Regions from separate parts of the Homo sapiens genome. Here region 2 is linked to region 1. A link is a loop called in an ENCODE intact Hi-C map of the cell type or tissue named here. Cell type or tissue: ascending aorta. All regions are shown on one strand. Each heading gives the region's core, and the rest is flanking DNA. Links, peaks and the distances in the headings are about the cores only. Region 1 overlaps UBE4B (ubiquitination factor E4B). Region 2 overlaps UBE4B (ubiquitination factor E4B).

Region 1 (11,943 bases), core at 2,013-10,012:
TCGCATGGTAATGCATGCCTGTATTCCCAGCTACTTGGGAGGCTGAGGCACGAGACTCACTTGAACCCAGGAGGCGTAGGCTGCAGTGTGCCAAGATCCCACCACTGCACTCCATCCAGCCTGGGTGACAGAGTGAGATTCTTAGAAAAAAAAGGGAAAAAAATCATAGAAATGAACAACTGTAATGCAGGATATAACGTGTCTAACAAAAATGTAACAGTTGAGAGCCTCCCAGACACGTTACCTCCGCCTACACCTAAATGTCCTTCAAGAGACATTTTCCAGGCCATCTCACTAGAGGAATGCCTTCTGGGTTATGATATATTCACTGAAAATGTGCAAGCCCATCAGGTGAGTGCTTACCAAATTGCACACAGGGTGTGTCTTCCCAAACTTGGTTTCACAGAGCTCACCTAGTGCCTAGAAATAAGATCAGAGTCATTTAAATGCATTTCATCTTAAACTGACTGTCATTTGTAGCATAAAGAAACAGTTTTAACTGCTGCTATAAATTCGTTCCCTCTAAAATGGCACACATGCATTCCCTCTGAAATGGCAGCAGCTTCACTACTTTTTCTGATTAATAAACTAAAACACATGCAATGTGAAAACTTGAAATAAAACAGAAATATAAAATGAAACTAAAAATTACTCAAGCTTTACCCTCAAAGATAACCTCTATTGATATTTTGAGCAACAGTTTTCAGATATATTTTTGTGTACTGTATCTATATATGTTTTTTACAAAAAAGTTTTTCCACTTCATATCTTTCCATGTCAAAAAGATTTATTTCATAAACTTTAGATGGCTCCTCTTGCCAGTGTTAAACATGACTATAAATAATTACAATTTAATAAGCTATCAAATTCAAAACATATTTAAAAACATAACTTGGTTTCAAGATTTCTAGTACTTTTAAGAATTCCAACACTTTCCTTCAGACATCCAACCATCCTAACATTAGAGAACGATGAAAAACACTTTTTAGGGACATAAACATAATTTAGCATGCCCATGGTAACTCAATCAAACATTATTTTCAACAGTTAATTTCCTCTGTGATTCGGACGCAGCTCTAGAAGTTGCTACATGAGCCGAAGAGTGCATTTAGGCATTGACACAACGTTGAGATGCCTTTGAGGTTCAGGCAGCCTCAACTCAGAAGGAAGCGTTCTCACTGCCTAGTGCAGGAGTTCACAAACGTGGCTGCATATTAGGATCACATGGGAAGCCTTTGGAAACCCCAATGCCATGCCACACCCCTGGTGAATTAAATCACAAGGTCTGGGGTGGGGAGCCAGGCAGAAACACCTTTAAAGATCCCCAGCTGATTCCAAGGTGATTCCAACGTATGGCACAGCAGGATCCACTGACCTAGAGAATGATCACAATGATTTCTGATTTTAGCTTCAACAGTCTTCCGCTTCCTGCCTCTCATTATTGTACCCTCTCACTCACTGTGTCCTCGTTATTATGCAAGCATCAATAATGGCACAAAATGAAATCACTGTCTACCACAATGGAGGCCTCTGTCTTTTGAACAAAAGGACATTTTGGTGATATCAGATGCTAAAAGCTCCTCACTGAAACATCAAGCTAATTCACACCACAACCCAAAAGCCAACAGTCCCATGAAGGAACATCTACATAATATGGTGATAATTAGTGTTCACTAAAATATTTCATCACTGAACTCAAACAATCAGATTATTCCACTTCCTTTTATCTGCCACAGGGAGAACAATACATAAGGATTCAAATAATTTTACCAGGAGCCCCAATAACATGTACAATGGAAAGAGCTCTGGCATAAATCCACTTAAAATTATTTTTTAAAGTAGGAATTCTGGTTTCACCTTCTAATTTCCCAGCATTCTTGTAGCCTTTTAGTGCCATGACAGGTTTGAATTTTTTAAATAGATAAATACACCCTTTGTGTACAGCTCTGTTTTAACATTTATCACAGTATCTGTTCAACTGTTGCGCTGTAGCTCTTATTTTTGCAGTAGATTATGAGTGCCTTGAGGAGAGGGACCTTGTCTTCCTAGCTTCTGTATCACCAGTGTCTAGCACAGAACAGATCGTCAGTAATGAATTCATGGTATAATGGAATCCAATCAGTGGAATAAGTAAAAGAAATAAATACAGTAAGAAAAACAACCATGGTCTCAATTTACATAAGACTTAATTTATACATAGAATAAACTAATTTCATTTTGATATTTTTTCCTTTACACTTCTGCAACGAAAATATTCAGTAACACTTCAAAATACTTTTCTCCCAAAATTTCAAATAAGCGAATTCAGAACAGAAAGGAGCTTCTAATTTTCATTCTAGTTTCAGCATTTTCACAACATTCAAGCCTCCCCATGGGAATCTAGCTGAAGCTTCTGTCCACAATGTATGCCTGCTCTAAGTGCGTTAAAGAGCTAAGCAGATTTCTACTTCCCAAGTAAATATGACCTTAGGAAACAGGGAGGGTGAACAAGAGAGCTACACTGAGATTTTCTGCACAAAGTAAACACATAAAGATAAAATTGTATTCATTTTCTTAGTATGTACAGCTTTGCCTTTTTTATTTGCATTTTTAATAGGTTTTTTTTTTTTAAGTAACAAAATTTCATCCCAACTATGGTATGCTCATTGCTAGGAGATAAGTTATCTTTTTCATAAGCTATACAAAGTACATTGTAATAAGTGCATTTAACTCCTGTCTAGGACTTGGATAGGTGGAAGATGTACCAGGCTGCTAACTGTCTTCACTGATGCATCTCACTGCACACCAAACACTCTGCATGGCCAACACAGTGATTTCATGTTTTAAATTTGAAAACAAGGTTGATCTCATGGACCTGAAAGAAAAGTATATGTCAAAATAATCTGAAAGAAAAACATCTATTGAATGAGTTAAAGAAAAAGAACAAAGTTTTACCATGAGGGGGTATTTAAAGTAGTCACTGTCGAGGGAGCACTCTTTGGCAGCAAGAGCCAGGCCTTGTAAAATGGGGATAAATATCTATAAGAAAAAAAACAAAATCAGAAATATAAGTTTAAGAGAATCTAAGAGTGGGAAGTATGTCAAATAAGGTGCTAGAACTGAATGTCCAAATTTCATTCCTTCCCCAGGGAAAAGCTTTTTTGCATATAAAAGTCTAGAATTCAGCCAGAGTGTTGACCTGTTCTTTGACAAGTCTAACCATAAAGTAATACAGCTGAATTCTCCAGAAGTAAGAGGAGTTTGGTGAACTCTAATACTCTGACAGGACCCCCAGTAATTCAACAAAACCCAGTAATTCAACAAAACCCATACATTTGGAGCCTGTTGAAGAACTCTCCAGGAGTCGTTGCTCTACTCAATTAAATTCTGCACATCTCAGCAACTAATATGTTCTTGATTACCAAGCATCTATAACCTGTTAAAAAATTCAATTAAATGTTCCAATATTTCCTCCTTTCTATCTATCTATCTATCTATCTATCTATCTATCTATCTATCTATCTATCTATATTGAGACGGAGTCTCGCTCTGTCACCCAGACTGGAGTGCAATGGCACAGTCTTGGCTCACTGCAACCTGTGCCTCTGGGGTTCAAGTGATTCTCCTGCCTCAGCCTCCCGAGCCAGCTGGGATTACAGGCATGTGCCACCACACCTGGCTAATTTTTGTATTTTTAGTAGAGACGGGGTTTCACTTTGTTGGCCACGCTGGTTTCGAACTCCTGACCTCGTGATCCACCCGCCTCAGCCTCCCAAAGTGCTGGGATCACAGGCATGAGCTACCGCGCTTGGCCCTCTATCAATATTTTTTAAAAGCTTTTCCCCATTTATTTTGAGGAAAACAAGATAAACAGGCCAACAATCAACATTATTACTACATTAAACTTAAATTAGAGCAAAGAGCTAGTTGGTAAATGTTGAAATTTACAAAGAAAGCTTTAGTTAGAAAGCCTTACCTCCACATATAGTGTAATTAATACATTAACCTGCTATTGGCACTTAAAGGAACTCAAATCTGCTTTTATACATTTATGATTAATACCAGGTAACACCATGTAAGATTTACTCAGCCTAGCTCATCTTCAAATTTCACAATGCAAGCACTGATCAACACATTTAGGGAGTTGGTTGGGATTCAAGGCTAATAACATTAAATAGAAATGTTGTAAACAACAGCTGACAATCTGAATGCCAACAAGTTGTAATAGGAGTATACTATGTAGCCACTAGAAAACTTGAAAAATTCCCTTTCCTACTAATTTCATTCCATGAGCACCTTAATAATTTAAAGAGCACAGTATAAAACACAGGTGCCCTGGATGACAAAGTGTCCGTGGAGTGTTGTGAGATATCAATACAGCTCTGGAAGAGATCATTCTATGGTTTCTGCAATACCAACAATCAAGGTAGATGTAACTTGCTCTCATATGCCAGATAAAAATGGAGAAGTAACACTCAGGTGTGGAGCTGGGGAATGCCAACATTGTAATGAGGAAGAAAAGACAAACAGAGGTTCCAGAATCACCAAAAATTAGTTCATAACTGGTTGTCCTGAAAAATCTCCAAATTTTTTTAGGGAGGCTACAAGTAAAATATAATTACACTTTCTTGTATAGTTATCCTTTTGTGCATTGCACAGGTAAAATATTACTAAGCATAATCTTTTTCTTTTTCTTTTTCTTTTTTCCAGACACAATTTCACTCTGTCGCACAGGCTGGAGTGCAGTGGCGCGATCTCAGCTAAATGCAGCCTCCATCACTCGGGTTCAAGAGATTCTCCTGCCTCAGCCTCCCAAGTAGCTGGGACTACAGGCATGCACTTCTGCGCCAGCTAATTTTTTGTATTTTGAGTAGAGATGGGGTTTTGCCATGTTGCCCAGCCTGGTCTCGAACTCCTGAGCTCAGGCGATCCACCTGCCTCGGCCTCCCAAAGTGCTAGGATTACAGGCGTGAGCCACCATGCCTGGCCTGACCTATATATTTTAAATAATTCTTCAATTTTCAAATGAATACCTCCTAGCACTGATTAAAAATACTGTAAGTATCCACCTCCAGTCCTAAATTCTAGCTGCTATTTATTTATCTGTGAACATTTCTCAAACATTAAAAGGAGGTAGATATTTCAGTCAAAGATTTAATAATTCACATTTGCCACTCTTTCAAGACAAAAAGGTAAAATGCTGCTTTGCAGTCCAACAGCTCCATCCCAGTTATCATTCCTCTCTAGATAAAACACATGGTAGCACATAAGAAAAGACAAAGAGTATTCAACACTGAGTGGCTGAAAAGTCAGCAGAATTCTGGGATTAAAAACAAACAGGTCTGGGCCAGGCGCTGTGGTTCACACTTGTAATCCCAGCATTTTGGGAGGCCGAGGTGGGCGGACCACTTGAGGCCAAGAGTTCAAGACCAGCCTTGAGGCCAAGAGTTCAAGACCAGCCTGGCCAACATGACAAAACTTCATCTCTACTAAAAATACAAAAATTAGCTGGGCATGGTGGTACGCTCCTATAATCCCAGCTACTTGGGAGGCTGAGGCAGGAGAATCGCTCGAACCCAGAAGGTGGAAGTTGCAGTGAGCTGAGACGGCGCCACTGCACTCCAGCCTGGGTAACAGAGAGAGACTCACCCTCAAAATTAATTAATTAATTAATAGAATAAACAGGTCTGTGGTGGTCGTATAACACTGTGAATGTAGTAAATGCCACTGAATTGTACACTTCAAAATGATGGCTTGAGGCCAGGTGTGCTGGCTCATGCCTGTAATCCCAGCACTTTGGGCGGCTGAGGCGGGTGGATCACCTGACATCAGGAATTCAACACCAGTCTGGCCAACATGGTGAAACCCCGTCTCTAATAAAAATACAAAAAATTAGCTGGGTGTGGTGGCAGGCGCCTGTAATCCCAGCTACTTGGGAGGCTAAGGCAGGAGAATCGCTTGAACCCGGGAGGCGGAGGTTGCAGTGAGCCGAGATCATGCCATTGCACTTAGGCCTGGGCAACAAGAGCAAAATTCCATCTCAAAAAACAAAACAAAACAAAACAAAACAACAACGGTGGTTTGATGTTATATGAATTTCATCTTAATTTAAAAAATGCAGGACTTCTCTGTCCAAAGCTGGTGATGGGGAAACAAACAAACAAAAAACACCCAGAGGTCATTTCATAACCTCTTGTGTAAGTTTGTTTATGAATAAAGTAGGCTCAATATACCCCTTTCAGCTGGTCACTGGGCTGATTTTATATAGAGAGAACTACTCGATTCCTCAAATGGTATCTTCTTGAATAGGAAAAGTATTCTAATTACTACCCATTACCTCTTTAATGTAGTGCATCACTCAAACCTTCCAAGACAGTAATTTTTTTTTTTTTTTTTTTTTTTTTTGAGACAGTCTTGCTCTGTCACCCAGGCTGGAATGCAGTGGTGTAATCTCGGCTCACTGCAACCTCGTCTCCTTGGTTCAAGCAATTCTCCTACCTCAGCCTCCCAAGTAGCTGGGATTACAGACACCCGTCACCACACCCAGTTAATTTTTGCATTTTTAGTAGAGACCGGGTTTCACCACGCTGGCCAGGCTGGTCTCGAACTCCTGACCTCAGGCGATCCATCCGCCTCAGCCTCCCAAAGTGTTGAGATTACAGGCGTGAGCCACTGCGCCCGGCCGACAGTGATTTATTTTCCTGAGAGTTCACTTACCCTTCTAGAGAAGAAAAGCTCACTATGTTGCCATTAATATTTCCATTAGTCAGTAAGATCATCACCTAAGATAAACAGCTAGTGAATTCCAGACAGAATACACAACACTAACTGGAATTTTTATTCTTGGATCCTGGCTGCTTCTTTTACAAATATTTTGAAGACTGCTGAAAACACAATTCCCAAGAATTCAAAGGTCTTAAAATTAACAGTTATAAATAATCTTAGGTATAAAACAGAGTGAAAGGAATCATACCAATTATAGCTATTGCCTCTGTTATTCTCTGTAGTCACAAAAAAGGAAGTGATGATACAGCAAACTGTAAGAAAATTTGATAAAAGCCCTTTCATCAGGGAAAAAACTTGTGTGACAGTTGCTAAAGGCAAAGTGCTTACTTTCCCAAACAGGTCCTTCAAACAGCAATGTTAACAACAAAGTTTCACCTTGGAAGAAACCTTCAAGACTACGTACACAGCTTTATTTTTAAGCACTACATATCTGCATTTTCACCTGGCTTTACACAATGAGATACCAAAACAATGTATAAATACCAAATGAAATAATTAGGAAGATATGAGACATCTTTCCTAGTGGGAAGAAGACAAAGATTCTATATGGCATGCAGGCTGCCAATGAGCTAATATGGTCATTAAGTTAATCTTACAAACTCAGAGAATGAATTTTTGACACTACTTATCTGGCAAATGCATATCATGCCTTATGCCGTCTCTGGGTATTCTTGTTTTAAAAGCTCCTTGAAATCAGGAACGGGGCCTTACATATTTTTTTCATATTGCCCGAAGCACCTAGTGCAGACCTTGTTTAGAAGATAGATGTTTGACTGATTCGTTGAAATGGGCACATGATTTGAACAATGCAGCTGTCAATCTGATTTCCTCAAAAGAATATTGGGTAGGCCTTCTCTCTAATAACACATGGATGTTCGAATTCAGGCAAAAGTTTTCAATGGTCAGAAATTAGCCTCGACATAGAGGCTCTCAGGCTAAAATTTGCAAGAGCAAACTCATACGACCGTACCTGCTTGAACACTTCTTCATCCTGGTGAGTGGTTCTCACCAGTTCCTGAATGAAGCCATATGGGAGATTCCTACACAGCATATACGGCACTAGGAAGGACGGCTGCTGCAAGGACCTGTGGACCCATGAACATTAGGGACGGTGATGAAGTCAACTCACTACAGAGGCACGTGAAATGTCATGTCAGCAACAACTGCCCAGTCAAAAGTCAAACTTGACATCTCCCAAATATTCTGCAAAATAGTTTCAGGCGAAAGCTAACCCTTCTTACCAATAGTAATCACTTTTTGGTCTTTTTAATGAGACACTATGGGAATTTTCAAAGAATTCATCTTTTCCTACATAGAGCCCTTTAAAAATGAAGCACTGAAAAAAGGAAGCATGGCCAGGCACGGTGGCTCACGCCTGCAATACCAGCACTTTGGCAGGCTGAGGTGGGAGGATCACTTGAGGCCCAGAGTTGAAGACCAGTCTGGGCAACACAGCAAGACTCTGTCTCTACAAAAGATGAAAATATCAACTGGGCAAGATGGTGTGTGCCTGGAGTCCTGGCTACTTGGAAGGCTGAGGCAGGAGGACTGCCTGAGCCCAGGAGTTTGAGGTTATAGTGAGCACTCCAGCCTAGACAACAGAGTGAGATTCTGTCTCTTAAAAATAAATAAATAAATAAAAATAAAAAAGAAGTATTATATGTTTTTTTTGTTGTTGTTTGTTGTTTTTTAGAGATGGAGTCTCGCTCTGTTGCCCAGGCTGGAGTATGGTGGCGCAATTTCGGCTCACTGCAACCTCCGCCTCCCGGGTTCAAGTGATTCTCCTGCTCAGCCTCCCAAGTAGCTGGGACTACAGGCGCCTGCCACCACGCCTGGCTAATTTTTGTATTTTTAGTAGAGATGGGGTTTCACCATGTTGGTCCCAAACTCCTAACCTCAGGTGATCCACCTGCCTTGGCCTCCCAAAGTGCTGGGATTACAGATGTAAGCCACCACGCCTGGCCGTATTATATGTTTCTTTATGCCTCATCTAAATTGGGGGAAAAAATATTAGTAGTGGCTGAGGGCTTATTAATTTTAATCAAGGAACGTTTTTTAAAGTTTTGGTACATGTATATAATTTTCCTTCTTTTTGAAAAGTTTCAAAAACATATGGTTATGGCATACAAAATAACATAAGAACACCTAGAATAAATAAATGTAATGTTATGTTTGTGAATTTTTATTTATTTAGTATTATTATTATTTTTTGAGACAGTCTTGCTCTGTTGCCCAGGCTGGAGTGAAGTGGCGTGATCTCAGCTCACTGCAACCTCCACCTCCCGGGTTCAAGCAATTCTCGTGCCTCAGCCTCCCCAGTAGTTGGGATTACAGGTGCGTGCCACCATGCCCAGCTAATTTTTTGTATTTTTAGTAGAGATAGGGTTTCACCATGTTGCCCAGGCTGGTCATGAAGTCCTGAGCTCAGGCAATCCATCTGCCTTGGCCTCTCAAAGTGATAGGATTACAGGCATGAGCCTGGCCTGTAAACTTTTAATTTTTTATTATTTTATTAATTTTTATTTTTTGAGACAGAGTCCTGCTCTGTCACTCAGGCTGGAGTGCAGTGGCACGATCTCGGCTGCAACCTCCACCTCCTGGGTTCAAACGATTCTCTGGCCTCAGCCTCCCAGGTGGCTGGGATTACAGGCACATGCCACAATGCCCAGCTAAGTCTTTTGTATTTTTAGTAGAGACGGAATTTTGCCATGTTGGCCAGGCTAGTCTCAAACTCCTGACCTCAGGTGATCCGCCAGCCTCAGCCTCCCAAAGTGCTGGGATTACAGGTGTGAGCCACCATGCTCGGCCTAAACTTTTAAATGTAAGCTTTTCCCTTTAGATATTTTTTATATAAAAGAAATGAAATACACATCCTTTTTAAAAACTTGCTACCTTTAGAAGACTGAGAGGCAAAGAAAAAAAATTTTTAAAAACAAAATAAAAACAAAAATTTGCAACCTTTATAGGATTCTCAGAAGCAAATAATGTAGCACTTTGGTTGATTCCTAAACTATCCATTCCATTACTATTGTTTATTACTCAGTAACAGAAATTGACCGTGTTATACATGGAAGGTGATGATCTACACATTTTATCAAATACCTCCACCAACTTCAGGCAGTTGCTGTATAGTCAGTTACTAATTTTCTGCCATGCTTGTCCACATAGTTCAACAATGGTCTATTTCAAAAAGCAGGCAGAATTCTTAAAACATAACTAATTTCTTTTTAAAATATGCTTTGTACTACTTTAGAAGATGAGGAAGAAAGGAGTGTTTATTTTCATAGTATTTTAGCGAAGGAAAGGGACCTTCATTTTACAGGTGAGGAAGGGAGTTATCTAAGGTGGTGCAAGAATGGCCAGAGAGCCTGATGTCCACTGACGGCTAGGGCTCTCTGCCTGCTAATGTCAAGCACGTCACGGGTCTTCATACCTGGGCTGTGTTAGGGAGCCTTGTAGTACTAAAGCAGTATGGGATATGCACTGTGAGCGGATGTTGCTCAGAAGCTGGCTGACTGCTGGCTGGCTGCACATCTGAAAAGGAAAGGTGGAAGTGAGGACGACAAGAAACAAACAATACAATTCCATGCTGTTAAAAATAAGAGTTAAAAGGGATGGACCATCAGTAAACAGCGTGCTTTCCTCTTCCTTTATTCTTAGTGAACGAGCTACAGTAACTGTGCCTTCCAAGTGTACTGCCTCTGCAGAAACTGATGTCAGAGAAGAAAGAAGCGTAAGTTTGAGGTGACCAAACTTATACTTAAGAACCTTAGAGGCCAGGCGCGGTGGCTCACACCTGTAATTCCAGCACTCTGGGAGGCCAAGGCAAGCAAATCACTTGAGGTCAGAAGTTTAAGACTAGCCTGGGCCGGGCACGGTGGCTCACGCCTGTAATCTCAGCACTTTGGGAGGCCAAGAAGGGCGGATCACAAGGTCAGGAGATCGACGCCATCCTGGCCAACATGGTGAAACCCCATCTCTACTAAAAGACAAAAAATTAGCCAGACATGGTGGTGCACGCCTGTAGTCCCAGCTACTCAGGAGGCTGAGGCAGGGGAATCACTTGAACCCAGGAGGCAGAGATTGCAGTGAGCCAAGATTGCACCACTGCACTCCAGCCTGGTGACAGAGTGAGACTCCATCTCAAAAAAAAAAAAAAAAAAAAAAAAAAAAAAAAAGACCAGCCTGGCCAACATGGTGAAACCCCATCTCCACTAAAAAAAACATAAAAATTAGCTGGGTGTGCCGGGTGCAGTGGTTCACACTTGTAATCCCAGCACTTTGGGAGGCCAAGGTGGGCAGATCACATGAGGTCGGGAGTTAGAGACCAGCCTGACTAATATGGAGAAACCCCATCTCTACTAAAAATACAAAATTAGCCGGGCATGGTGGCTCATGCCTGTAATCTCAGCTACTCGGGAGGCTGAGGCAGGAGAATCACTTGAACCCAGGAGGCAGAGGTTGCGGTGAGCCGAGATTGTGCCATTGTACTCCAGCCTGGGCAACAAGAGTGAAACTCCGTCTCAAAAGAAAAAAAAAAAATTAGCTGGGTGTGGTGGCAGGTGCCTGTAATCCCAGCTACTCAGGAGGCTGAGGCAGGAGAATTGCTTGAACCTAGGAGGTGGAGGTTGCAGTGAGCTGAGATAGCGCCACTGCACTCCAGCCTGGGTGAGAGAACGAGACTCCATCTCAAAAAACAAAAAAAACAAAAAACCTTGGAGACATGCCCACTCATTTCGCTTCCACTAAGGCTAAGTACAACAAAGCCCAAAGAAGGCCCTTTACAAATATGAAACTAACCAGTGGGCAACGAGGTTCGTTTCTAACGTAAAATTAAAATCAGAAAATGAAATAGGAATAAAATGAGAAAACAATGAAGCCAGTCAAGAGAAGTGATGGGAAAAGGGTAGCTTACTGAGTTTAAGCCCAGCCTTGCAACTTATTATTTACGTGATTCTGGACAAGTACTTAATCTCTCTGAGAGTCATTTGCTTAGTCATACGTTGAAAAAAGAATGCCTATGTTATACCGGGTTCCACTGCACTAACAGAGCAACTGAGGATACAAGCTAATGTCGACCTGGCACAGTCCTTGGCAATCTACAGAGGCTCTATAATGTTGGTTATTATAACAAAGCAGTAGAATTATCAGGGCCATATGAGTCACTGGCGGTACCGA
Region 2 (11,943 bases), core at 2,161-10,160, 57 kb after region 1:
AGGCAAAGAGCACTGTTGTCAGTACTGTGTCCAAGGAAAATCACATTTGGAATCCTGAACCCATCAATCCTACCAGAAGACCATCAGAGCTTCTCAGAGACATACAGAGGAAACATTATAGGCAAGGATCTTCTTTATTACTAACAGATGTTTTGGTTGAACCACATTAGGTATAAACATTTATATATATCTATAGTCTACACTGATACCTAACGAGAAGTACAGCAACAAAAACTCTGCAAATACTTTTAATTGACACGATTCTAGATCAAGAAGACAGATGATTCAGAAGGCTATCAAATTATTAGATGATATTATGATCAATGCAGTTCTCTTAGCACCCCCTTTACGCAACTAGAATCCTAATTATAAAATAGTAATTATTATTATATGACAATAATACTATATTTGATAGAAAAGTTCACAGACAAAAGAGAGATATTTTCAAATACACAGTATGAGAAATATCATTTCCCAACAAAGACAGTCCTGGATATCAAGCATCAGCTCATTTATTATAAAGAAATAAACTTTTACTTTTTAATGAGATAGTTCTAAACATCCTATCAGGTAGTTTTATCCTCTGAAAAGTTAAAGAAAAAGTTCTGTGCCAATGCAGAATGAAGACGAGGAAATCTGCAATTAGAGGTGTTCATTTTGACCATTATTTTAATCTTGCATTTTCAGATTATTTTATCTTAAAACCATCAACCAAATTCATAAAATCAGCAGAACCAAATTCAGTCTTAATCATCTTGTCATCAGAGATAATACCTAAACCTGTTTGAAAAAAAAAAAGATGGAAGTTATGGAAAGAAAAGCAATTGGTTTAACAGATTGCAATAAAAAAAAAAGCGATAACACAACACATTGCAATGATATTTAAACTACTGCTTGGAGGATTTTAAAGAGCTGATGTCTGCTTCATTTTAATCTGTTCTGGAAACATCACAACCATCAGCTTAACAAAAAGCTAAGAAGAATTACAAAAGAGTCCCAGGTATGAAGCTTGGGCTTACCTGATGCACCTATTGGGGAGGTAGCTGGGGTCATGTTGTGGACATTGAGACCAAGACTCTGAGAGGGTCCTGGGGCTGATGCCGCTATGGGAGGCCCCGGAGGGTTCTCCCTCTGGGGAGAGGTGAGTGGGGTGGTTGGCTGAGAGGTCTGTCCACCAGCAAGTCGTGCAAGGCGCCTCCGTCGAATCTACAACATGAGGGGAAAAGGGCATTCTATAACTAATCAGCAGAAACACAATTCTGCCAGAGAATGACATTATTCATAACCAAACCAGAGTTTAACAACTCAATATGCCTTCAGCAAAAGTACTCTTCTGAGAGAATAACTCGCTCTACCAGTATTCCTACAAGCTCTATCACTTGAGTTTTTAACAACTGTATTTTGGCCAGGTTCAGCGGTGCCTGCCTATAGTCTCAGCTACTTGGGAGGGTGAGGTGGGGGTAATCGCTTGAGCCTAGGAGTTCAAGACCAGCCTGAGCAAAGCAGTGACAACCCACCTCTAATTCATACATACATAAATACATACATAAATACGTATATACTGTATGTTAGTTCCCTTACCATCTCTGTTTATCACACCTCCTTGGCTGACATGGCGAATTTACGGTAAGCATATTACACTTCATTTTAGAGAGAGTCTCTCTGTCACCCAAGCTGGAGTGCAGTATTTCAATCATAGCTCACTGCAGCCTTGAACTCCTGGGCTCAAGTAATCTTCCCACCTCGGCCTCCTAAGTATCTAACACTACAGGTGCAAACCACCATGTCCAGCTAATTAATTTTTTTTAATTTTTGACAGAGACGAGGTCTCACTATGTTGCCCAGGCTGGTCTCAACCTCCTGGCCCCAAGTGATCCTCCCACCTTGGCCTCCCAGAGTACTAGGATTATGGGCATGAAGCACCATGCCCAGCCTATGCTTGTAACACACTAAAGCTTGTTGTTATTTTAATAAAATGACCTAACTTGGTCATTTCAAATAGGTAAGATTTAAAAATAAATAGCCAATTGGCCAGGTGTGGTGGCTCACGCCTGTAATCCCAGCACTCTGGGAGGCTGAGGCAGGAGGATCACGAGGTCAGGAGTTCGAGAACAGCCTGACCAACATGGTGAAATCCTGTCTCTACTAAAAATACAAAAATTAGCCAGGTGTGGTGATGCGTGCCTGTAATCCCAGCTACTGAGGCAGGAGAATCACTTGAACTCGGGAGGTGGAGGGCAATTGCAGTGAGCTGAGATGGCACCACTGCACTCTAGCCTGGGCAACAGAGGGAGACTCCACCTCCAAAATAAATTAATGAATAAATAGCCAATTTAATTCACTAAAACAATGAGAAACAAAAGTTACACTAAGACACAAATTTAACCATCACTTGTAGGAGCAAAATGATCAGATTTTCTTTTTTTACTTGATTCAATAAAAATACAATCTGCCACTTCTTCCTTTTAACATATAATTAAAGAGCAACATCTTATTGAAAGAGAAAAATTAATCCATTCATTCAAAATGTGTTTGTTGAACTCCTACTAACAGCAGGGCATCTCCAAAAGCTTCCTAACAGATTTACCCATGTCCCCTGAGCAAAAGAAGCCAGATGTAAAAAAAACAGAGTGGATGATTCCATTTCTATAAAATTTGAAAATAAGAAAAACTAAACTATACCATTAGTTTGGATAATGGTTATCCTTGGTGGGAAAGGGGCAGGAAGCAGCTCGGGAGAGGCAGGAGTGAGATTCTAGGGATCTGGTAATGGTTTTTTTTTTTTTTTTTTAATTTTAACTGGATACTAATGTCACAGCTATGTCCACTTTATGAAAACTCACTGGGTTGTATACTTACAACTATGAGTAATCAGTTCATGGGTATTCATCTTATTCTTCTTCATAGTTTATATGTTAAATATAGTCTTCTGTGTAGCATGTAATTTTTTTTTTTTTCTGAGACGGAGTTTCGCTCTTGTCACCCAGGCTGGAGTACAATGGCACCATCTCGGCTCACTGCAACCTCCCCCTCCCAGGTTCATGCGATTCTCCTGTCTCAGCCTCCCAAGTAGCTGGGACTACAGGCATGCACCACCACACCCACCTAATTTTTAATTTTTTGTAGACATGGCATCTCACCATGTTGCCCAGGCTGGTCTCAAATTCCTGGGCTCAAACAATCCTTCCACCTCGGCCCCCCAAAGTGCTGGGATTACAAGTGTGAGCCACCATGCCGGGCCAAGTTTCATTATCTTACAGACAGCTAAATTTAGGAGTTCATGCTTGATTTCTAATTCAAATTCAACCTTTATTACTGACTACTTTACTTATCTGGAGCCTATCCAGATAAGTCACTTAACAGCTCTCTGCTTCAGTTTCTGCACAATGGACATCCGTACACTGCACATCTGTACAATGGGGATGAAATCATCGGCCGAGGGGAGTCCGAGGCGGTGGATCATTTGAGGTCTGGAGTTCGAGACCAGCCTGGCCAACACGGCAAAACCCTGTCTCTACTAAAAATACAAAGATCAGCCAGGCATGGTGCCACACACCTGCAATCCCAGCTACTTGGGAGGCTGAGGCAGGAGAATCGCTTGAACCTGGGAGGCGGAGGTTGCAGTGAGCCAATATCGCACCGCTGCACTCCAGCCTGGGCGATGAAGTGAGACTCCGTCTCAAAAAAATAAGAAAAAAACCAGTATCTTCCTTACAGGGTTGTGAGAAAACCACCACCCTGTCCCTTTCCCTACTTATTTTTTCTCCGTGGCTCTGATCTGCCCTATGACATGTGTGATATATTTATTTGTGTATTGCTTAGTTACCATCCCCCTAATTGAAGTTTCTTAAAAGCAAGAACTTCCGTTGCACCAGTGCCTAGAACAGTGTCTGACACATGGTAGGTACTCTCTAAATATCTGCTGAATAAATGAGAAATACTAGAAAAATGCACTGAACATAAAATTGACTAATTTATTAGTTGACGTTATCATTATCATTGGAAGAGCATACCCACTATTGTTGGAAAAAATATGAAGTCACCTTAAACCTCAATGCCAAGTTCAGCCCAAGATGTTAAATTCAGATGTTCTACTCAGTGATATAAACAGAGAATAAATGTTCTGACTCACTATAATATGCGGTTGAAGAAAGAAAGGATTCTAAGGTTTCAAAAAAGGTTGAAGAATCAAGACTTTGTGAAGCATGTTGCAGACTATTAAGCAGGAAGAAAGAGTTAAGAGACAGAGGCAGGTCCATACATGACAGAAGGAGTAGGAGAAGATTGGGAGAATACATTTTGCCCCATCTTAAAGATCCGCTGGAAAATTTAGGAAGAGCCATGCAGGGGGCAGCGTTCTGGGCTGCCCACAGCAGGGCTCTCAGTAGAGGATAATGCCCTTGGGTGGTCTGAATGCCTTCTACACTGGTGTTAACTTTGAACTGGTTTAGCAACCTGAGGCCCTGGGAATATCTGGATAGGGGACTCACAAGAGAATGGCTTTGTGCAATCACAGGTATAAAGGTTTACCTCCAGCCTGGGCAACATGGAGAAACACCGGCTCTACTAAAAATACAAAAACTGGCCGGGCACAGTGGCTCATGCCTGTAATCCCAGCACTTTGGGAGGCCAAGGCAGGCAGATGGCCCGAGGTCAGGAGTTCGAGACCAGCCCGACTAACACGGGGAAACCCCATCTCTACTAAAAATACCAAAAATTAGCCAGGTATGGTGGCACGCGCCCATAATCCCAGCTACTGAGGAGGCCGCGGCAGGAGAATCACTTCAACCCGGGAGGAGGAGGTCACAGTGAGCTGAGATCGCACCACTGCACTCCAGCCTGGGCAACAGAGCGAGACTCCTGCTCAAAAAAAAAAAAGAAAAAGAAAAAAGAAAAGAAAACTGTGCCAGGTGCAGTGGCTCATGCTCGTAATCCCAGCATTTTGGGAGGCCAAGGTAGGTGGGATCACTTCATGTCAGGAGTTTGAGACCGGCCTGGCCAGCATACTGAAACCTCATCTCTACTAAAAATACAAAAATTAGCCAGGTGTGGTGGTAGGCACCTGTAATCCCAGGTACTTGGGAGGCTGAGGCAGGAGAATCACTTGAACCCAGGAGGCGGAGGTTGCAGTGAGCCAAGATTGTGCCACTGCACTCCAACCTGGGCAACAGAGCAAGACTCCATCTTAAAAAAAAAAAAAAAAACTGGCCAGGCATGATGGCTCACCCCTGTAATCCCAGCACTTTGGGAGGCTGAGGTGGGCGGATCACAAGGTCAGGAGATCGAGACCATCCTGGTTAACACGGTGAAACCCTGTCTCTACTAAAAATACAAAAAAATTAGCCAGGCATGGTGGTGGCCACCTGTAGTCCAAGCTACTCGGGAAGCTGAGGCAGGAGAATGGCGTGAACCCAGGAGGCGGAGCTTGCAGTGAGCTGAGATCACGCCATTGCACTCCAGCCTGGGCCATAGAGTGAGACTCCATCTCAACAACAACAACAACAAATACTGAGATGGGAGGATCACCTGAGTCTGGGAAGGTCAAGGCTGCAGAGAGCCATAAAATCCAGTCTGTGCAACCCGGTGAGAGCCGGGTCTCAAAAAAAAAAAAAAGTGTATCTAATTAATTTGACTACTAAGAGATGCAACCTCACTTTTTATCACAAACAGAACATATGAGATACACACCAAAAAATAGTCACAACACACCAAAATATGATTAAACATTTTTCTCATTGTTTACTTGACTTTTTTAACATTAACCCAAAGGACTGGCATAATCTCCTTTAAGTTAAACAAAAGTCCTTTTTTAAGAGAATTTTGTTTTCCCCTATCTCACAGAGAAAAAAAAAAGTATAAAGAACTTCCAATTCCTCAATTTGTGTCCTAAACCACAACTCAAAGCCACACATACTAATCATGAAATCTCATTCCTAGAGTTTTTCTTGTCTGTTTCAGTTCTTATTTCACAAACGACATTAAAATAGGGCTTTCTCCTAATCTGTTATATGACGCAGCACTTCCCACCCTCACGTTCCTGATGAACTAAAAATAGATTCAAAACAGTGAAGGCCATTGTGATTGCAGGCAGAAGCTAAGACAGGATGGGCCAAACTGTTCCTCTTATTTTTAGCAGTTTGTGGGGAAAAACACCCACAAAACACTGTTATAAGTTTAATAAACAGTCATTCTACAAAAGTGTCTTACTTTTCTACTTTAAAAAAAAGTGAATTCCAATATAAAGAAAAATAATTGGAAATACTTTCTCTTTGGGGTAGTCTCCTTGGAAAGATGACAATAACTCCTAGTTCTGTTTTGGTTTTTTTTTGAGACGGAGTCTTGCTCTGTCACCCAGGTTGGAGTGCGGTAGCGTGATCTTGGCTCACTGCAACCTCTGCCTCCCGGGTTCATGCCATTCTCCTGTCTCAGCCTCCCGAGTAGCTGGGACTACAGGCGCCTGCCAAAATGCCTGGCTAATTTTTGTATTTTTAGTAGAGTCGAGGTTTCACCTTGTTGGTCAGGCTGGTCTCAAACTCCTGACCTCAGGTTATCTACCTGCCTCAGCCTCCCAAAGTGCTGGGATTACAAGCGTGAGCCACCTGCCTGGCCAATAACTCCTAGTATTATTATTGGTTTTATTTTCTTTTTTCACAGCTGGCCATGTTTGAAACTTATTAAATGCTATGACAATTTCACAGTAGGCCTAATCTAAGCCCAACAATGTTTCTCCAAAAAATGCATTTACATCCAAACATCACAGCTCTGTGATCTAAAATTCATCAGTTTCCTTAAAAAAAAAATTCATGGTCAGATGTGGTGGCTCACACCTGTAATCTCAGCACTCTGGGAGGCTGAGGCAGGGGGATCACTTGAGCCCACAAGTTCAAAACCAGCCTGGGGAACATGGCAAGACCCCCTCCCCCCCCAATCCCACAAAAAATAAAAAATTAGCTGGGCATGGTGGCACACACGATGTGTAGTGCCAGCTACTAGGGAGACTGAGGCAGGAGGTCAAGGCTGAAGCGAGCTATGATTATACCACTGCACTCCAGCCGGGGTGTCAGAGTGAGACCCTGCCTCTAAATAGAAACAAAAGGGAAGGAAGGTAGGAAGGGAGAGAGGGAGGGAGGTACAAAGGGAGGGAGGTACGAAGGTAGAGAGGGAGAGAGGGAAGGAGTGGGGGAGGGAAGGAGGGGGGGAGGGAGGGAGGGGAACAATGATATATGTTATATTCACTTCGATATCTACTGCTTTTAAAATGAGGCATATTTTTATGTTATGTGTATTTTCCATTTTTTAAAAAATTGAATTGAAAAAGCCGGTTGCAAAAGGGTACACATAATGATTCCATTTATTTTTTAAAAGGATGTAGATTTACATTATAATGAACATTATTATTAGTGCAAATTATACATAAATGCAAATGGCAATGACACAGTAAATTTCCATTTTTCCTCATCTTTCTTCTTTCACAGAATTTCTGATGAAAAGAATGAAAACCATTATTATTTCCCACTACATCTACCGTGGGAAAACATTCAGATGAAAGTGTAGCCCTGCTCCATAACGTCTTCACTCCAAGACCCAGGGTGAAAGAGCAGCCTCTAATGGGAACACTAGCAATCGCCCAGGCAAAGGGCAAGAGGCAGAGCAAACTCCACACTGGCCCAGCGGTGACACATTCAATTGTGTTCACATTTAACTGGCCAAAACAGTCACAGGGCCGAAACTACCCCTGCAGCGTGGGGAAATAGAACCTTCCCCAGACAGGGGTGGTGAATATGTGGACAACAATACAGTGAAGTACAGCGGTCTCCTCTTCCTTCAACACACAGCTGGGCACTGGTGGTTGCTTATTGTGGAGCTGTGCCTTCCTCCCCCGCATGCTCCTCCCGCCACTTGCCCCATAACTGCTCTATATCCTGCTCCCTGACCTGGATCTTTGCTCAAATGTTACCTTCTCAATGAAGCCTTCCCTTCCTTCCTCCTAGTTCCCATCTGCTTTAGTGGTTCTCCATACTTTCAAATAGTTCAGCCAAAACCAACAAGTATGTGTGGGTGTATAGATGTATATACACACATTTATATACAGACAAAGTGAATGTAACAAAAAATAAACTGATGAATCTAGGTGAGTCATTCAAATTTTCTGCAGATTTAAAAATTTTTAGGGCCAGGCGCGGTGGCTCACACCTTTAATCCCAGCACTTTGGGAGGCCAGGCGGGTGGATCACTTGAGGTCAGGAGTTCAAGACCAGTCTGGTCAACATGGTGAAACCTCACCTCTATCAAAAATACAAAAATTAGCTGGGCATGGCAGCGGGCACCTGTAACCCCAGCTACTCAGGAGGCTGAGGCAGGAGAATTGCTTGAACCCGGGAGGTGGAGGCTGCAGTGAGCAGAGATTGCACCATTGCACTCCAGCCTGGGCAACACAGTGAGACTCTATCTAAAAAAAAAAAAAAAAGTCCAGAATAGAAAGTTGAGGGAAAAGTTAGACCCACCAGCATGGCTTTTGTTTTTTTCTCTAGCCATGTACAGCAGTACACAGTAGGCACAGAGATGGACTAGCCAGGGCTGTTGAGAGAGGAAAAGGAAGTGACAAAGAGACGAGGTGATAGAGAGTGGAACTGAAGGGTAATGATAATGATGCAGACACAGGAAGCCCTGGCAGCACCTGGATTCTTGATTCCAGTCTCTTCCTGTGACCCAGCTATCTTTCTATCCCTAGGTTCAGAAAGAAGACTCCTGTATCCTTAAAATAAATCCCATTTTTGGCTTAAGCTCAATAAGATGTTCTATTACTTACTGCACGTATGCATAGAAATACTACAATTCCTCGGAGATGCGATCAGCAGTTTGCTTGTGCATAGAGTATCACCTTTTTTTCACCATCTTATATTAGGTTTTCAGGATTCAAATTCATTTACACTAACTGTATATTCATGTAATAACTGAATCATCCCAGAGAGCAATTTTGAAAATCGAACCACATACAAATGCTATGTGCTTACTACTTGACTTAAGTTTCTTTTTCAGGACAGGTAGGGGTTAGGCAGACGAGGAACAAAGGAGCGCCGGCAGAGATTGGGAGGCTTTGTGAGCACACACACTGTTTAGGGAACGCTGAGTAGTTGGTAAGAATGAGTGTGTATGGACATGGTGAGGCACAGACAAGAAAGACAAGCTGCAACAAGCTCATGACGAGCTGTGAATACCATCCTAAGACACTGAACTTGTTCGTGAAGGCAAGAAAGACATCTTTTGAAGGATTTAAGCAGGGGAATAACCAGGTAAGATGTACTTTTCTTTTTTTTTTTTTTCATTGAGACAGTTTCATTTTTGTTGCCCAGGCTGAAGTGCAATGGCATGGTCTCGGCTCATTGCAACCTCTGCCTCCCTGGTTCAAGCGATTCTCCTGCCTCAGCCTCCTGAGTGGCTGGGATTACAGGCACCCGCCACCACACCCAGCTAATTTTTGTATTTTTAGTAGAGACGGGGTTTCACCATGTTGGCCAGGCTGGTCTCAAACTCCTGACGACCTCAAGTGATCCGCCTGACTTGGCCTCCCAAAGTGTTGGAATTACAGGCATTAGCCACCTCACCCGGCCCAGATGTACCTTTTAAAACAAATCACTCTAGCTACTGTGTGGAGAACGAATGGAGGCAGGCCACAAGCAAGCCTGCGCAATGGGCATAGGAAAGGGACAGCTCTGGAGATACTTGATCTGTGTTCCCAACAGAACTTGGCTGTTATTTGGAAGTAAAAAGTGAGGAAGAAGAATAATCTAGATTTCAGGCCTGGATACCTAAATGAATGGTAAAATACCCTAAAATTGAAAATACAGAAGGAGATTTTAAGAAGATGGGTTATGATTAGATTACTGAGTGTGAGGTACCTGGAAGAATACCCAACCAAAAATGTCCTACAGGTTGCCGACATCTGTTTTGTTTTTGTTTTTTTGAGATAGGGTCTCACTCTCTATCACCCAGGCGGGAGTGCAGAGGCACGGTTTCAGCTCACTGCAACCTCTGCCTCCTGGGTTCAAGCGATCCTCCTGCCTCAGCCTCCCCAGTGGCTGGGACTACAGGCATGCGCCACCACACCCAGCTAATTTTTGTATTTTTATTAGAGACGGGGTTTCACCATGTTGGCCAGGCTGGTTTCGAATTCCTGACCTCAGGTGATCCCCCTGCCTTGGCCTCCCAAAGTATGCCCAGCCCCAACATCTGTTTTATTCGCCATCACTATTTTCTTTTTCTTTTTTTTTTTTTTTGAGACGGAGTTTCACTCTTGTTTCCCAGGCTGGAGTGCAATGGTGCAATCTCGGATCACTGCAACCTCCGCCTCCCAGGTACAAGCCATTCTCCTGCCTCAGCCTCCCGAGTCGCTGGGATTACAGGCATGTGCCACCACACCCGGCTAATTTTGTATTTTTAGTAAAGATGGGGTTTGGCCATGTTGGTCAGGCTGGTCTTGAACTCCTGACCTCAGGTGATCCACTTGCCTCACTCACCCAAAATGCTGGGATTACAGGCGTGAGCCACCGCACCTGGCCTCACTATCATTATTTTCTTGTTCTAGGAAAGATTTAAAGTGATTAACAAAAAATGCATTAAGGCGGCCGGTACAGCGGCTTACGCCTGCAGCCCCAACACTTTGGGAGCCAAGGTGGGCAGACCTCCTGAGGTCAGGAGTTCGAGACCAGCCTCGCCAAAATGGCAAAACCTCGTCTCTACTAAAAATACAAAAATTAGCTGGGTATGGTGGCTCATGCCTATAATCCCAGCTACTCGGGAGGCTGAGGAAGAAAAATCCCTTAAACCCAGGAGGTGAAGGTTGCAGTGAGCCAGGATCGTGCCATGGCACTCCAGCCTGGGCGACAGAGCGAGACTCCACCTCAAAAGAAACAAACAAAAAAACACACATCGAATGTATTTTTAATTTAACTTAATTAAATTAACAAGTTTAATTCAAAGAGATAAGGAAATTAGGACACAAGCAAAATGATGGTAGAAAAAATAGGGCCGGGTGTGGTGGCTCAGGCCTGTAATCCCAACACTTTGGGAGGCCGAGGTGGGTGGATCACGAGGTCAAGAAATCGAGACCATCCTGGCCAACATGGTGAAACACCGTCTCTACTAAAAATACAAAAATTAGCTGGGTGTGGTGGTGCCCGCCTGTAATCCCAGATACTCAGGAAGCTGAGGCAGAAGAAAAGCTTTAACCCAGGAGGCGGAGGTTGCAGTGAGCCAAGATCGCGCCACTGCACTCCAGCCTGGCAACAGAGCGAGACCTCGTCTCAAAAAAAAAAAAAAAAGAAAAAAGAAGATAAAGCCAGGAGTGAGATCAGCACACACTACACACGTATAGCAACACAGTAAGTAACTGACAACACTCCTCAACATCAGCAGATGCTTAATGGCAAAACAAGATTCAAAGGAAAAAGTTTGAGAGTAGCCCAAATGAAGAGATCCAAGCATCAGCTTTGCTGGTGCGGCTTGATTTCTGGGTAGAGTTGAGAATACCTGGGGCAGGGGTCCAAATCCTGGGACCCATGAAGGCCAGGAGGACCTTCAATTCCCTCAAGATTTTCAAGGAGATCCCTTACCCCAAAAAATCTTAAAAGATGACTCTCCCAGGCAATGCCCTTCACTCAATCCTCCATAAAAACTTGCTCAGGGCCAAGTGCGGTGGCTCACCCCTGTAATACCAGCACTTTGGGAAGCAGGCGGATTACCTGAGGCCAGGAGTTCCAGACTAGTCTGGTCAAGATGGTGAAACCCCGTCTCTAATAAAAAATATAAAAGATTAGCTGGGCGTGGTGGTGCATGCCTGTAATCCCAGCTACTTGGTAGGCTGAGGCAGGAGAATTGCTTAAACCCAGGAAACGGAGGTTGTAGTGGGCCAAAATCATGCCACTTGCACTCCAGCCTGGGTGA

The links. A loop is a pair of places that touch in the nucleus more often than their neighbours do. Peaks named below come from ENCODE experiments on the same cell type or tissue, not always from the same donor. Only the 100,000 strongest peaks of a DNase experiment are listed, where the experiment ranks them.
Region 2: it touches region 1 in a loop (4-fold over the local background); 4 of 110 quality-filtered maps call a loop at or near these places.

What each region holds. Positions count from the first base shown.
Region 1 is chr1:10,117,869-10,129,811 of GRCh38, reverse strand. UBE4B (ubiquitination factor E4B) reads right to left here. Exons shown (of 28, transcript NM_001105562.3): 9 at 10,199-10,299; 10 at 7,736-7,850; 11 at 2,935-3,018; 12 at 364-420. Among named protein-coding and RNA genes, the nearest start is that of KIF1B, 87 kb to the left of the region's middle. In ascending aorta, for the core only: no CTCF peak of the experiment used is centred there; a DNase peak (open chromatin) is centred at 6,631; H3K27ac peaks cover 5,101 bases.
Region 2 is chr1:10,061,291-10,073,233 of GRCh38, reverse strand. It overlaps UBE4B (ubiquitination factor E4B), which reads right to left. Exons shown (of 28, transcript NM_001105562.3): 2 at 1,020-1,206. Among named protein-coding and RNA genes, the nearest start is that of UBE4B, 34 kb to the right of the region's middle. In ascending aorta, for the core only: no CTCF peak of the experiment used is centred there; DNase peaks (open chromatin) are centred at 6,033 and 6,413; H3K4me3 peaks cover 1,268 bases; H3K27ac peaks cover 5,008 bases.